Regions from separate parts of the Homo sapiens genome. Here region 1 is linked to region 2. A link is a contact called in ENCODE Hi-C data. All regions are on one chromosome and are shown on one strand. Each heading gives the region's core, a stretch centred on a gene start or an enhancer-like site at or near the end of the contact. The rest is flanking DNA. Distances are from core to core; before and after follow the strand shown.

Region 1 (4,628 bases), core at 1,078-3,577, 6.7 Mb before region 2:
TCATTATAAAACTACAGAAAACGCAACGAAATATTTTCTTAAAGGATATCAGCAGTTATATCAAATGTGATAAATCCCAGATCACTTCTTTCTCTAGGTCCAGTGAAATCTTCTACATTTTTTCTAGGAATAAAGATAAAAGTTTTACCATCCTTCCAACAGAACATACACAATTCACGTAACTTCTTAAAGAGAAAGAATACAGGTGTGTGCATAGGTGAAACTGCAATTCCACAAAGAAACGAGTAAACACCAGAGAAACCTGTAAGTGTGAAAACAGGAGAAACATTCTAATCCAATATTAAAGTAGGTCTTCAGCTAATTGCATATACCTCAAGAGAATCCCTAACAAAACTCAGAAGGGGATAAAAACTGCTAAAAAGAATAGTAAATACTTGATGTAAAGCAATTTTGCAGAATGGGTAGAAGAAAGCTACACATGACTACAAGGTGATACGAATACTAACAGATGGCATATTAAAGGGTGATACAGTAATCACCCCCTTATCCGAGGTTTCACTTTCCGGTTTCAATTATCCGCGGTCAATCTGGTGTGAAAATAGGTGAGTCCAGTAAAATAAGTTATTTTGAGAGAAGGGGAAAGAGATCATATTCACATAACTTTTATTATAGTATATTGTTACAGTTCTATTATGTTATTGTTAATCTCTTATTGTGCTTAACTTGTAAGTTTTATCATAGGTAGGTATGTATGTACGGTATAGGAAAAAACCAAGTATATATAGGGTTTGGTGCTATCCGTGGTTTCAGCCATCCACTGGGGGTCTTGGAACGTATACCTACCCCATTAAGGGGATACTACTGTAACCAGCTGCTATTTACTGTTTACTACGGCTCAGACCCACTGACAATATTTTTCACATTTCAAATAATTCTCACAACCTAAAAATTAGGTATTACTTCCATCTTAAACAAAAAGAAATTAAGGCCCAGAATGGTAAGAAAACTTGCTCAAGACAACAACAGCTAACATCTGTTCAGTGTTTAATATGCACCAAGCTCTTCTAACCCTCACAGGGCTGACAATGGCAGTGCTGATGTCCACCCCAGGTCTATTCGAACAATATCTAACAAACATCAGTACAGTAATTTAAAAAAAAAAAAAAAAGGTGGGGGGAGAAGGCTCGCTATTTGATAACTGGCTTCTTGGCGATTCTGACAAAGAAATAAACTAAGGTTAAAGAACTTGTGTAAGACGGAAATAGAGTAGAAGGGTATGAGAACAAGAGATGGAAAAATACGACGATTAAAGACAAAAGTGCCAGAGAATAAAATCAAGGACAAAATAGGCAATAGCGAAATGGCACTGTCATTTCGAACTGCATTTTTTGGCGTTTTCGCAGACTTCTTCAAGTGGTTGGCAAAAGAAAAAGAAATAAAGAAACCCAACAAAACAAAAATCTCGCTGTATCAGAAGGCTAAGATGCTTAATTCTCTCAGTGCCCAACATCTCTGGCCAACTTCAAAGCAGCTCCAACTGTTTACTGCCTTCTGAAGGTGCAAAGGCAACAACTGTAAAGGGAATGTCAAACAGGGCAAACTCGGGTGATGAATGACACAAAGACAACCCCGTCCTGTGGCCTCCAGAGCCGCCAGGAAACCCCACGGAAGCCCGACCCAGAGCGCGGCGGCAGCGCCTGGAGGGCCTCGCATGCGGACCACGAGCGGCACCGGACGCGCGGGAGGCGCCAGCCCAGGCGGGCGGCGGCGCCGGCTCTGCTGTTGTGTTGCTCCCTCATTGGCCAGGCGTGGGTGGAGGGAAGTGAGGAACAGGAAGCAAGCGGAGGCACCGACCTGAGGAACGCTCAAAATTAAAATTTAAGAGCAAGCCCGGGAATTTACGGTGGAGGGGTGCAAGTTCCGAGGGGACGCCGGAAAAGCCTGCGACGTCCACCCCTGACGACCGCCCTCGGGGGCGAACTGCCGCTCAGGAGGGCGATCCGGACGCCCTGCCCGCGGCCCCGGCACGGCAGCCCCGGCGCGGCGGCCCGGCTTCGGCTTCCGCCCCAGCCCGGTCCCGGCGTCCTGCACCGCCGGCCCGGCCTCACTCACAGCATGATCCGCGAGACGTGCAGCCGCACCGGGACGCTCCTGTCTTTGAAGGCGGTGGTGATGAAGCAGCCGAAGGTGAGCGCCGCCATCACGCTCAGCGAGAAGGCGAACAGTGAGTTCGCCCGCGACAGCACCGTGTTCATCGCGATCGTCTCCCACGAGTCCGGACTCCACACGCACACCCAGGCTCCCGTTCCGGCGGCGGACCGGCTCCCTGCGATCCGCGCCGTCTGCGGTGCGCGCGTTCCGGGAGCGCGCGCCGCCGCAGCCCCGCCTCCTTTCCGGTCCTCCGACGCGAGCGCGCGCGCGCCCGCTTCCCGAAACACACCCACAGCGCGCACGGGGCGGCGCGGAAAGGGAGAGACTCAGCCGCGGGCCCGCCCCTCCGTCGCGGCCTAACGCCGCCACCAATCAGCGACGAGTGAGGGAGGGGCGGGGTTTGTTGTGGAAGACCCACCCCCTCCTCTTCTAAATTGCTTCTCCGACCTTTGGGTTCAGAGAATTGGGAACCGGTCGTTCGCTGTCCTTTTTCGGTTCTTTGGTCAGAGGTCTGGGACTGCGACTTCTTGATTACTTATGTACCATTTATTTTCACTTGAAACCGGCAGCAAGTTAAGGTGGTTTAGAATCTGTCCTGACGGGTGGCGTTTGGAAGCAGCACTTTACAAAACGCCTGGTCCTCTCCCTTCTTTGTCAAACCTGGTCAAAGTTAGGACTTGAGCTTTTTTTGGAGGATCTGAGGAGCAGTGGGGAGTGGGGAATTAGCCGCCCAAGTCCTTAAAGCTGTCACGTGCATCAGTATTTCCACCTCCAACGTCAGTCCAATTCCTATTAATGCTTTGCTTTGTATGGATAGCTAAAGATGTTTTAGAAGATAAGGGTTGAGGCTACCGATCCTAAGTATTTGCATTTTAACATGGTGATTTCTGATAAATAAAAGGATAACCTTTCTGGGTTCTTAGGAGCAAAGAAGATAATGGCTGCGGAATTGCTCTACAGCATAATGTATAAGAATTTCGTTGGGTCATTAATAAATAATGCAATTATTTTATCACATTTTCAATATCCTGAAGGGCATTAGGGTTCAAACCGAGCCAATCCTGACTCTGATTATACTATCTGCCAAAACCTTTGTTCCTTTCACAGCTAAGGGTTTTTATAAAAATGGATTCAGGGTCTGCTGAAATAAATTTTTTTTAAAAATTTCAGTCCATAAACCAAACAAAAATATCTGTCCTGGAATGTGATCAGGAACAAACCAGAAAACTGTGAACATCTGATCTTGATACTGGCTTATGTTGTCTCTTGTTAAGCTTTTGCTTCTTTGCATTATTCATGACCATTCAATTAATTTTTGTATAGCCATACAGGTAGGATTATTACCAAGTGCCTACCGTGTACCAGGAATAGTTCTAAGCCTTGAGAATACAGCACTAATAAGGCAGACTCCCTGCTCAAATAGAGCCAACTAATGAAAAATCGATAAAATAGAGACTAAAGAGAGATCCTTAGTTGCGTTTAAAATCTTAGTTTTTAACTTCCAGGCTGGCACAGTTTGTTAACAAAAAAAGAAAAAAAAGGATTTTTATTGAATGCCATCTATACTGCAAGTGATACAGAGATTGTACTGATCACTTTCTACACTCAAAAGTATATAATCAGGTAGAGTTAATAAAATAAAAACAAATCTGAAATGTAAAACAAAAAAATACCCTGGGAAGTTACATAGCAAAGGAGGAAGGAATTACAGCCCTGGTAATGTGGGACAACACAGTGTGCAAATTATTTAACACAAAGCCTAAACAAGACACATTATTATTATAGCATGTTTTAGGGAAATAATTCTTGTTGTTGAACTGCAAGTACAGGTATATCTAAGAGATACTCAGAAGGCTGGTCCTGATAAACAATGCATGTATAAAAGAGTAAGCAGAAATAAGCCTGGAAAGGTAAGTTATGGTAGAAAACCAGGTCAAGAAGTTGACTTTATATCAGGGAAATTACATGTAAAACAAGCATCGCTACACAGGCAACCATTTACCAGTTATATGTGGAGAGTGAGTGATGGACCCAAAAGGAAGACTGATAGGAGGGGCATTTCGGAAACAAACTCTATGTTACTTAGCAACTGCCTAAATAAGAGTGGGGGTCTGCAAAGCATAGAGTGAATGCAGATTGTGAACACTCAAATGAAACTAGTATTATTATTATGACACCACAGTTTTTAACTTGACTTACTGGTAGTGCTAAAAACACATAAAAGTCCACAAAAAGAGCAGGAGAGGGATGGGATAGGGAATTTTCTTATTCTGTTTTATTTTTCCAAGTGTTTCTTTAGATTTTCTAGACATTTATATCACCTACATTAGATATCATTTTGCCTTTTCCGTTCCAATTATTATATTTCCAATTGTTTATTCATTTCAGTAGCTAATATTTCCAACATGATATTCAGTCAGATGGGGACAACTGATATCTTTTTGTTCCTGATTTGAGCAGGAAATTTCCTTTCATTTCTCCATCAAGTAAGATGTTGGCTTTGAGATGGAAATTGT
Region 2 (4,697 bases), core at 434-2,933:
ATATTTACATTCTTAATGAGCTATGTATGACTGATAACACATACTGAAGTACAATTTCCAAGTAAAAATGTAGGTACTATACATTCATATTGACTTCTTAAAATAATGTGACTCATCATTCAAGTAAAGCAGCAAAGTTTTCGAGGTGCTGAGGGGAGTAAGGGGTGGGAAGGGTATGCAATCTGTGATGAATTCTGCCAACAGTGGCTGTCTGTATTAACCAGAGGCCATATACGCATATTCAAGTTGAGAAAATATCTGTAGGTCACACACATGGTTTTTAAAGCCATATTATAGAACAAGACACTGAATAGCAGCAGCACCTTTTAAGATGAAAGTCAACAATTTATACACAAGCACTTTAACTCCCATATGTACTCCTGAACTGAACAAATATTATTTTGTAGTGACTCACAAAGGGACGCAGTTATTTCCATACCGACCTCATAAAAAAAAATCTTCTAAATTAACTCTTTAAAGATGAAAGTAAAAGCATTTCTGGAAAGATTCAACAATTATACAAGCCACAATGATGCTGCAGTAACTGAACTGCATAGCTCCAAAAGTTTACGTTTGTAGAACTGAACTTTTGAATTATATATCTGTGTAAAAGGTATGGTCGCTGTTGATTCAATTCCATGAACAGGAATTTCTTTCTAAAGGAAACAGAAATCTCAGTTTCTAATATGCACAATGCATATGTAATTATCTTCTATATGCTCCGCAGTTTTAAAATGCCATACAAACAAAGCATACCACATGCAAAGTCAATTTCTGAGATTCTAAGGCAGTTTCTGGTCAAGTTTAAGATCAAACCACAAATATATATACACAAAAAATATTTTACATACATATATATCTAAAGATAGAAAAACTGAATATTATTTTTAAATTGGGGAAAATTTAGCGAAAGTAAAACCCACTCCTCTAAGTTTAAAGTTAATCTTCTCCTGGAACCCACTTCCATTTTATTCAGAGGTCCTTCGACGGTTCCTGAAGCAGATGTGTGAAATTTTAAAGAATGTCTGAGGGTATATACCTAATCAGGATGGGTTAGCATCCCAATTCACGATGTACCTTTCAACATTATGTAGGTACATTGTAAGAGAAACCAAGATGAGCGCTGTGGCCTCACAGTTGACCCAAAATCTGTGAACAGGAGAGCTGACAACTCTTCGCTCATACAATGCAACTCACCTCGCAGCTCAGAGACATAGCAAAATCGGTGGCTGTTTTTTGCGCTGCCTTTGGATTCTGCATCTGTTTCAAACCTAGAACCTAGCTACCCTCGGAGCTCCACCGAAGAAAGCCTGACACAGCGAAAACTATCGCGATTTAAAAGATACCTGACGTTTTCTACCGCAGAGGTTACGAAAATTTTGCCCGGTGGGACTTTTATTGTCCTCCTTCAAACACGGGAGCAACATGAAGTTAAATCCTCTCGCTCTGGAGATCCCTAGAGTCAACCTGCTTCTGCCCAAAATTAAAAATAAAAATCTCCAATCTCACTTCCCCCTTAAGACTAAAACTGAATCCATGCTCTAACTCGGGAGTAAAGTAGGATGGCTTTCAACCCACCACACCCTCCTTGCTCATTATTCCGGGTCACGGGCGAACTAGAACACTGGGAAAGGGGCTGCAGGTTCCGGACCGGACCGGCCCTGACCCACGGAAGGGGAAGAGAAGCGGCAGGAGTCAGGAGCCCGAAAGGTACGCCCCAGCGTCGACGCGTGACGTCACTACGTTGACGTGAACGGCCGTTCAGCGTCCGGCCGTCCCAACACCTCCTCCTCCGGCCACTCGCTGAGTAGCGTCGGCGCCTATTGGGCGGCGTGGGAACGGTGGGCGGGCCGGGACTGGGTCTCGAGGAGGAGGAGGGGTGCGAGGTGCCTGGCTCTGAGGGCCGCCGGGGCTGTGAAGCCTGTCATTAGCGATTAGCTCACGTCAGTCACTCACGCATCCCTGTTTGCCCTGCTGCTGACCTCGCGCGAGGCGGCCACCTTGTGGGAGATGTTTTCGTGAGGCAACAGACGCTGGCCGTTCCCAGCGTCACGCAGAGTTCGGATCCACTCTAGCGAGAGACCACAGCGTCCGGGAGCAGCTTGTGAAACTCTGGCGAGCGTCAGCCTTGAAAATAAAAAGTATTGGCAGCCGTCGACGAGCACAGGTTCCTAAAACTTAGATCGAAGAGAAGTACCAGCCTTCAAAAATAAACCAGCACCAAAAGCCCCCTGTGCTTATAGGTGACGTGCGGGCTGGGAGTGCAGTGGTGTCACCTCGCCTTGTATGTCATCGCCGGTTGTGTGCCTAACATACATACAAAAAGGATAACTCGAATTTAGCCATCACGCATTTTCAAAAATACTGCTTGGAAATTGAATGTTTGGAGAAAAGATATAATCTGGGGTTTCTACACGGTCTGAATTGGGTTCATTTCCGTTTAGCAAACATTTATTGAGCTCCCAGCGTGGGTCACAGAATTCAGTAAACCTGATCCCGTGTTCAAGGTGCTATATTCCGATGCAGGGCAGGGCGATGCAGTGAAAGAATGGTGGCCACAGCAGTAGCATGCTAATAGCCTGGTGGGCAGGTACAGGTTTTGCATTTCTTTGGCGAGATCACTTTTGAGTGTCTCCACTGGGTGGCAGAATTAAGACCCGTGAACGTTTAATATCTCCTGTATATTTAGTATATTATGAATATATACTGATTAATGAATATTAAGTGCGTGTTGTATATCTTGTGCCTCATGAATATTAAATATGACCTGGTCTTGCCAGCCTTTTCTATTTTTACATATACGTGCTCCACCGACTGTTTTGCAGGCTAGGAACACGTGAGTTTTGTTCTCCTATTTCTTCTAGGGCAGCATTGAATATTCTCAAAGACAGTTCTGGGCTTCAGAGCTGGTATAGTGCCCATGGTGGTGATCACAGTGCGGTCAAGCTTCTTAGGACCTCTTTCATTACTTTTATCCAGGTAGAGTTTGTAGAACTATGGAAATACCCAAGCACGATTTTCTCTTACCTGGGACACTGTTGGCCAAGATCTTTAGATTCTTCTTAGAAAATGTGGAAAAGCAGGCAAAAATTTTTCCAAACCAAGTGGAATTTTTCACAAGACATTTACTCACATTTTTTTTTCTCTCTCACTGTAGTTACGTAGCTAATTTTGGAAAGGCACATGGATTTTGAGAATGTAGACAGTAGTTGTGGTCTATTAGTCAATCTTACCTGCTTTCTATAAGGATGAAAAATTATTTCATGGTAGTGTCGTAGTTTCTTAATGGAGGATTGTTCCAAGGATCTCTCTTAAGTGTGCAAGAACAAGTCTATTTGTACGTTTGGTTTTTTGTAATATTATCCCTATTATGTACTACCTTATTCCTTTATAAGAACTTAAAGTCATGGTCTCTGGCATACATAATCATCGCACCAGTAGTTCTCAATCTTCACTTTGCATCAGAGCCATCTAGGGAGCTTCAGAAAAATATCCTTGCTTAGGTCCCACTCCCAGAAATCCTGTCTTAATTGTTTCAATGTTGGACCTAAGCATTCCTGTGTTTAACTCTTCCCAGTTGATCCAAGGTGCTCAGTCAGAAACACTGTGTTACATATGGGGCAATATATTTAAACAATGTGGTATGTGATTGCTTGGTGATAAAACAATAGATCGCATCTGGGAAAAAACGTTCTCTGTAATTCCTCTGGTGTTTTTGTCAGAGAATCTGGTGATGTTGAACTTCCTGTTCAACAGACTGGTGGGAGGAAACACAGGGTAAGCACCATAGCCAGATCTTTGGTACATTTTAAGTGCCCTAATGTGAATACTTTCAGCCTGATCTCATTCCATCGTGGTAAATACTACAGAAAGGATGCTGATTGATTGGCATTCTTACCACATCCCTTATTTTAGTGGGAGTGATTAAGAAGGAACTTCTTAGGGCTGAGATAATTCCCAGTAAGGAGGTTTACAGATCCAACTGTGGGCTTTTCTCCCATATGAAAATAATTTAACAGCCCACCTGATCTCTGTACCGTAAATAACTGCTCCCAGAACCCTAAGAAGAGTTTGTATTAGTATCCAAGTGCTGTTGTAACAAATTCCCACAAATTTAGTGGCTTGAAACAGTACAAATTTTTGATCTTAGAGTTCTGTAGGGTAAAAGTCTGACATAGGGCTCACTGGTTAAAAATCAAGATGTTGGCTGGGCAACCTCTTGGTGCCACATGTGGTGGCTCACGCCTGTAATCCCAGCACTTTGGGAGGCCAAGATGGACGGATCACCTGAGGTTGGGAGTTCAAGACCAGCCTCACCAACATGGAGAAACCCCATCTCTACTAAAAATACAAGATTAGCCAAGTTTGTTGGCACATGCCTGTAATCCCAGCCACTTGGGAGACTGAGGCGGGAGAATCACTTGAACCCGGGAGGTGGAGGTTGTGGTGAGCCAAGATTGCACCATTGCACTCCAGCCTGGGCAACAAGAGCAAAACTCTGTCTCAAAAAAAAAAAAAAAAAAAAAAAATCAAGGTGTTGGCAGGGCTGTTTTCTTTTACAGGCTCTAGGGGAGAATCCACTTCCATGCCTTTTGCAGCTTCTAGAGGTCACTTGACTTCCTTGGCTCATTGTCCACTTCCTCCATCTTCAAAGCCAGCAATGGAAGGCTGAATGTTTCTCATATCATATATAAGTC

Evidence for each region. A loop is a pair of places that touch in the nucleus more often than their neighbours do. Pooled maps may share reads with other maps.
Region 1: a pooled map shows a loop between it and region 2 (9-fold over the local background). The contact joins the promoter of SPCS3 here to the promoter of CLCN3 in region 2. A Hi-C loop is called at or near these places in 2 of 37 single-sample maps with no recorded cell type and 9 of 50 pooled maps.

What each region holds. Positions count from the first base shown.
Region 1 is chr4:176,317,665-176,322,292 of GRCh38, reverse strand. It overlaps SPCS3 (signal peptidase complex subunit 3), which reads right to left and starts at 2,327. Exons shown (of 5, transcript NM_021928.4): 1 at 2,074-2,327; 2 at 50-123. The coding sequence starts at 2,216. SPCS3-AS1 (SPCS3 antisense RNA 1) reads left to right here and starts at 1,783. Exons shown (of 4, transcript NR_186171.1): 1 at 1,783-2,148. RefSeq lists silencers at 1,614-1,693, 1,724-1,793, 1,914-2,033 and an enhancer at 2,016-2,516.
Region 2 is chr4:169,617,564-169,622,260 of GRCh38, reverse strand. CLCN3 (chloride voltage-gated channel 3) reads right to left here and starts at 1,683. Exons shown (of 13, transcript NM_001829.4): 1 at 1,198-1,683. RefSeq lists enhancers at 1,226-1,335, 1,526-1,755, 1,826-1,875, 2,436-2,505.